2 separate regions of the Homo sapiens genome follow, and region 1 is linked to region 2. Evidence: read pairs that join two places in POLR2A ChIA-PET (ENCODE). Cell type or tissue: A673. All regions are shown on one strand. Each heading gives the region's core, and the rest is flanking DNA. Links, peaks and the distances in the headings are about the cores only.

Evidence for each region. ChIA-PET counts read pairs that join two places held together with the same protein. Peaks named below come from ENCODE experiments on the same cell type or tissue, not always from the same donor. Only the 100,000 strongest peaks of a DNase experiment are listed, where the experiment ranks them.
Region 1: POLR2A ChIA-PET joins it to region 2 with 10 read pairs; 2 of 35 experiments call an interaction of 5 or more read pairs at or near these places.

The regions. Positions count from the first base shown.
Region 1 is chr20:51,943,476-51,946,579 of GRCh38, forward strand. No RefSeq gene overlaps it. Among named protein-coding and RNA genes, the nearest start is that of LINC01429, 82 kb to the left of the region's middle. In A673, for the core only: no CTCF peak of the experiment used is centred there; no DNase peak of the experiment used is centred there.
Region 2 is chr20:52,104,224-52,107,327 of GRCh38, forward strand. It overlaps a transcript of ZFP64 not described here. Among named protein-coding and RNA genes, the nearest start is that of ZFP64, 86 kb to the right of the region's middle. RefSeq lists enhancers at 450-1,418, 1,419-2,385. In A673, for the core only: CTCF peaks have their summits at 1,520 and 1,721; DNase peaks (open chromatin) are centred at 688 and 1,138; H3K4me3 peaks cover 1,239 bases; H3K27ac peaks cover 1,013 bases.

The DNA of each region.
Region 1 (3,104 bases), core at 211-2,710, 160 kb before region 2:
CTGCAACCTCTGACTCCTGGGTTCAAGGGATTCTCCTGCCTCACCTCCTGAGTAGCTGGGATTACAGGCGCCCGCCACCATGCCTGACTCATTTTTGTAGTTTTAGTAGAAATGGGGTTTCACCACGTTGGTCAGGCTGGTCTCCAACTCCTGACCTCAGGTGATCCACCTGCCTCAGCCTCCCAAAGTTCTGGGATTACAGGTGTGAGCCACTGTATCTGGCCTTCATTTTTAATTGAGGAGAAATTTACCAAACATAAAATTAACTATTTTAAAGTGAACAATTCAGTGGTATTTAGTACTTTCACAATGGTATGCAACCAACACCTCTGTTTAGTTCCAAAATATTTTCATCACTCCACAATAACCCTTATCCTGGGATCATGAATGCCTCACTCTTCCTGGTGTTTGTTGAATGAATACATAGAAGCATGGTTTAAGGCTATAGCAACAATTTCTTCAACTGTAATCTGTAGGACTACGTATCCAGAAGAACAGGAAAGGCCAAGATGTAAATCCACACTCCGCGATAACCCGACGGTCCTCTCTCAAACCCCAGAAAAGGAAAAAAAATCCTCTACAATTTGTTACTACCATAGCCCAAACAAACAATATATTTATTCAATGTATTTAAGCTTAAGAAGAGGCTATTTTTCCCCAAAGCATTTTGGCAGGTTATAAAGATTTGAACATTTAACTCACTAATCATCTCCATCTCTTAAATGGCTAGAAAGGTTATCTTATCTTGTATCTTTCTGTTTGGAACCTTAAGAAAAAAAAGTGAACTCTTTCGGCTGGGCATAGTGGCTCATGCCTGTAATCCCAGCACTTTGCGAGGCCGAGGCAGGTGGATCATTTGAGGTCAGGGGTTCGAGACCAGCCTGGCCAACATGGCAAAACCCCGTCTCTACTAAAAACACAAAAATCAGTCAGGCGTGGTGACGGGCACCTGTAATCCCAGCTACTGGGGAGGCTGAGGTAGGAGAATCGTTTGAACCTGGGAAGCAGAGGTTGCAGTGAGCCAAAATTGTGTCACTGCACTCCAGCCTAGATGACAAGAGCGAAACTCCATCTCAAAAAAAAACCAAAAACCAAACAAACAAAAAACCCTCTTTCTTCCCTAGCAGGAAGTCAAAAGATTAAATTCTATAATTGATGCTCAACAGCCAGGAGTGTAAATGTACTATTTAGATTTCGGGAGTAAAAGCGGAAAAAAATACAACCAGCAAGAGTTAAAAGTCGTTTCCTGAGAAGAGTAGGCCTGGGGGTGGGACAGGGCAGTCTTAGTTTTCATTATTACCCCTTCTGCAGTTGATTAATTTTTAACCACCAGCAAGGGATTCTTTCATTTAAAATTGTTCTTAAAAGAAATACAGGCTGGGCGCGGTGGTTTACACCTGTAATCCCAGCACTTTGGGAGGCCAGGGTGGGCGGATCACGAGGTCAGGAGTTCAAGACCAGCCTGGCCAGCCAGCATGGTGAAACCCTGTCTCTACTAAAAAAATACAAAAACTTAGTCGGGCGTGGTGGCATGCGCCTGTAATCCCAGCTACTCGGGAGGCTGAGGCAGGAGAATTGGTTGAACCCGGGAGACTTGGTTGAACCCGGGAGACTTGGGAGGCTGAGGCAGGAGAATTGCTTGAACCCGGGAGACGGAGGAGGTTGCAGTGGGCTGAGATCATGCCACTGCACTCCATCCTGGCGACAGAACGAGACTCTGTCTCAAACAAAAAAAAAAAAAAAAAAAAAAAAAAAAACCCAACCAAACAGAAAAAAACCTTAAGGCAAAGTACTACAAAATGAAAATAAAATAATACGTACTTGGGGACCTTTAAAAAAAAAAATCCTGGTGGTTGGGCCACACCCTGGACCGATAAAGTCTGAATCTCTGGGGATGGGATGCAGCCGTTAGCATAATTTTTTAAAGTTCTCCAGATGACTCTAAAGTCATCTGGTTGAAAACCAGCACTTTAGAGACCCTGGAAGTTTTCTTTTAGTGTTAACTTTCTGTAATCTATAGAGTAATTTCCTGTCTCTGCAAAAATAGCTCCAAGGCATTTGGGGTGGTTTCTAACCTATTTTCTAAATAATTAATCTTTAAAGTAATGATTTAAAAAATACAATATTACATTAGAATGCAGGAAATATCATTTGTCATAAGGAGACCAACAGCTTTCTCTGTGCATCCATGTGAGGGTATCACATATTTGGGGTGTAGGTGACCACTGGTAGCCTGTATTTTTTTTAAGACAGAGTCTCATTCTGTTGCCAAGGCTGGGGTGTGGTGGTGCGATCTCAGCTCACTGCAACATCGACCTCTCGGGCTCAAGAGATCCTCCCACCTCAGTACCCCCTCCATGAGGAGTAGCTTTTTATTTGTATTTTTTGTAGAGACAGGGTTTCATCATGTTGCTCAGGATGGGTAGCCTGTATTTTTATAATTTTATTTAACCTATTGAGTTTAATTAAATTCCCTTTCACCCTACTCCACACTCGGTGACTTCAAAGAGAGGGTATGGTCAGTTCAGCTCTACAGAGGAGAAGAGAACATTCTGAATGTTTCAATATCTTGGGGAAGCTGGAATGTTAGGATATTTTAGCTGCAAATAACACAAACCCAACTCAGCAGGGCTTGAACAATAAGGTCATTGATTAACCGTCTCTCAAGGAGTTTGGCGTTAGGATGTCTCCAGGGTGGTGATTTAGTAGTTAATTTGGGAGCCAAGATTTTTATTTTTTTTAATTTTTTTGAGACAGAGTCTGGTTCTGTCTCCCAGGCTAGAGTGCAGTGGCACGATCTCGGCTCACTGCAACCTCCGCCTCTTGGGTTCAAGCGATTCTCGTGCCTCGGCCTCCCTAGTAGCTGGAATTACAGGTGCCTACCACCACGCCAGGCTAATTTTTGTATTTTTAGTGGAGATAGGGTTTCACCATGTTGGCCAGGCTGGTCTTGAACTCCTGACCTCAAGTGATTGGCCCGCCTTGGCCTCCCAAAGTGCTGGGATTGCAGGTGTGAGCCACCGCGCCCCACGGAGGAGCCAGGATTTTTCCTTCCTTTCATTCTCCTATGCTCAGCTTGTTTTCTCTGGCTGCCTCTCATCATG
Region 2 (3,104 bases), core at 185-2,684:
CCTGAGATTCCAGTGGAGGCGGGGGATGGGGGGATCCCTAACTTGCAGGAAGAATTTGGCGAGCGAGAAAAGGTCCCCTCCCGCAGGCTCTTCTGAAGCGGAGGATCCCGGGACGAGAAATGCTGCCCGGGGGGCTTAAGGTAGCCGACGATCTCCTTGCTACATCCTGTGTCCACGTGGCAGCCGAGGAGGGGGTGTGGGGGCCGCCTGTTAAGTGCGACAGCATCACTGCTCTATCCCCACCACGGCTCCCACTTCGCTCAGATAAAATGCAGAGCTCTTACCAAGGCTCACGGCCGTCCCCCGCCCCCCACCGTCTGCCCCCATCACCTCTCGGGCCTCCGGTGACCTCTCGGGCTACAGCAGCGCTGACGCCCTGGGTCCCTGCGCTTCTGTTCCCTCGGCCTGGAATGCTCTTCCCCCGGGTACCTGCACAGCTCGCTCCCTCCCATCCTTCGGGTCTTCGCTCGAACGTCCGCTCCTCGGTGAGGCCTTCCCTGGACAACGCATTTGAAACGTAACCCCAAGGCAAGAAGCCACCTTCCAGGCGCGCAGCCGAAGCCCAGTGCCAAGGAGGCCGGAGACTCGGGTGCCCGCGCATCCCGAAAACAGCCTCTGAGGGGTCCTCTGAGCATCCTTCCAGCGTGTTTGGGAGGCAAACTCGTTGACTAGCTCTTGAGAGGAGTGGCTAGAGGAATCCAGGCGGGGAAGGGGACGGTGGACTCCAGGAGAGTGTAATTTACAAAGGCGGGGGGCGGGGACGCCCAGGTCCGAGTCCCAGGACTCTGCGCCGGACGCTTCGCCCGCCCTTTCAGGTCCCCTGCCCGGTCCTCGTACCCGCGCGGGTCCGGAGAACCTCTGAGCACCGGCCCCCAGCCCCCGGGCGGGGCTCCAGCGGCGCTACTCACCCGGCTCCCCCGCCACCTGCGGGGCCACCTCCGCACACTCCCGGCGCGCAGGCCGCGGCTCCTCGGAGTTGAGGTGCTGGGGCTTGGCCTGCTTGCGCCGCGACATGGCGCGAGGACCGGGCTCCCCGCGCGTCCCTAGGAGTGGCCTACTTCACACAACGAATTCCCGGAGTTCGGAAATTACCCCCCTTCGGCCGGAACGCGCATGTCCCGGCAATTCTGCTCATCAGCCGAGCAGGGCGATTTATCAAGAGTCCTGACGGCTGATTGGCCTGGAGCCAAGACCCCAGGAGTCCCGCGGACTTGCGGTCCGCTCCCGGGCAGCCCGCGCCACCTGGGAGCTCGTTAGAAATGCAGACTCTCGGGCTCTACCCCAGACCCGCTGAATCAGAATCTGCATTTTAACAAGATCCCCAGGTGATTCGCATGCACATTAAAGTTTGAGAAACCGTGTCTGCATTTTAACGAGATCCCCAGGTGATTCGTTTGCCCATTAAAATTTCAGAAGCGCAGCTCTCCTCCAACTTTAATGTGCGCACGAGTCACTGGGGATCTCGTTAAAATGCAGATTCTGACTCAGTGGGTCTGGGGTGGGGCCTGAGCTCCTGTATTTCTAACGAGCTCCCAGGTGGCGCTGTGGCTGCTGCGCTGCACAGGCTGCGCTTTTAGATTCGGACTTAATTGGTCTGGGCTGGGACCTGGGCACTGGGATGTTTTTTTAAAAAAGCCGTCTCCCTCCCTCACCACCCCCATCACACACACAGGTCATTCTGATGTGCATCCAAGCTGAGAAGCACGACCTCCACTCCTGGTTCTCAACCCTGCTGCATACCCAAATTTAAATTTTAAATGAGGAGTGTCTCCAACTGCAGGGAGAAATGCAGATTCCGAAAGTTCTGGATTCAGGTGGCCGAGGCCAGAAATGTGTGTTTTTATATAGCACGCGCCCGCTCCCGCCCCGTGACTCGGGCGCACCGGCTCTTGGACCACACAGGAGTGCTTTTGGGGCCAACCCGGCGCCGGCCCCGCCCAGCAGGTGACGGAGGCGTGGTCCTCGGGGGGTTGAGCTAATTAGCGTTCATGCTCAGACTGGCTGGGACCTCGATGAGACCCGAGGGAGACCCCTCCTTGCGCCGCGTAATTGACATCCAATGGGAAGCAAGAAAGCCACCTACATCCCCCAGGTGTTTACTTTCTTCAAATTAGGGAGTTACTTAAGACTGGGTTGTGCCCCAAGCTTGCCCGAACCTGAGAATCACGTGGGGGCCCTTGTTTCAAAAAGACCCAGCCAGGCTCATCTCCGAGTTTTTGGGGCGGGGCCTGAGAATCTGTATTTTTAACAGCGCCGCGTATGAGTTTTACGGGGTGGTCCTGTGGGGTTAGCAGCATCTGTAACGAGCCTTCTGTGAGGTTACCGTTGGCGAACCCCACGGCGGGGCCTGCGAGAACGGCATTTTTGCTTAATTGTTTCCATTTCTCAAAAGCTGACCTGTTTTCCTCAAACTTCCCCTTGATTTTCAGGTTGTGAATCGACTTGGGAATATTTGTGTAATGCCCGGTGAAGTCATGTCAGGTTAAATTTCCGAGACTTAAACTTTTTAAAAAACACAACGCTTCAAGTCTTCTTTGGGATGTATGTGTAGTTACACGGATCTGTAAAGACATTTGAAAATATATACACGTGGCCGGGTGCGGTAGCTCACTCCTGTAATCCCAGCACTTTGGGAGGCCGAGGTGGGCGGATCACATGAGGTTAGGAGTTCTAGACCAGCCTGGCCAACATGATGGAACCTTGTCTCTACTAAAAATACAAAAAATTAGCCGGGCATGGTGGCGGACGCCTGTAATCCCAGCTCCTGGGGAAGCTGAGGCAGGAGAATCACTTGAACCCGGGAGGTGGAGCCGAGATCGCGCCACTGCACTCCAGCCTGGGCGACAGAGTGAGACTCCATCTCAAACAAACAAAAAATATATATGTATATATACACACACGTTTATCATATCTCCTTTTGAGGAGACTGGATAAACAGTGGTTGCCTCTGGGGAAGTTGAAAGAGGGGTGCATGGGGGGATGGGAGACATCTGAGACCCTCTTATACTGCTTGAGGTGTGTACATGTGTTTGCATTTGCTTTGTTGTTATTTCACCTCAGGTGTACACAATCAATTATTGGTACATGAGGCATTATTACTGGCC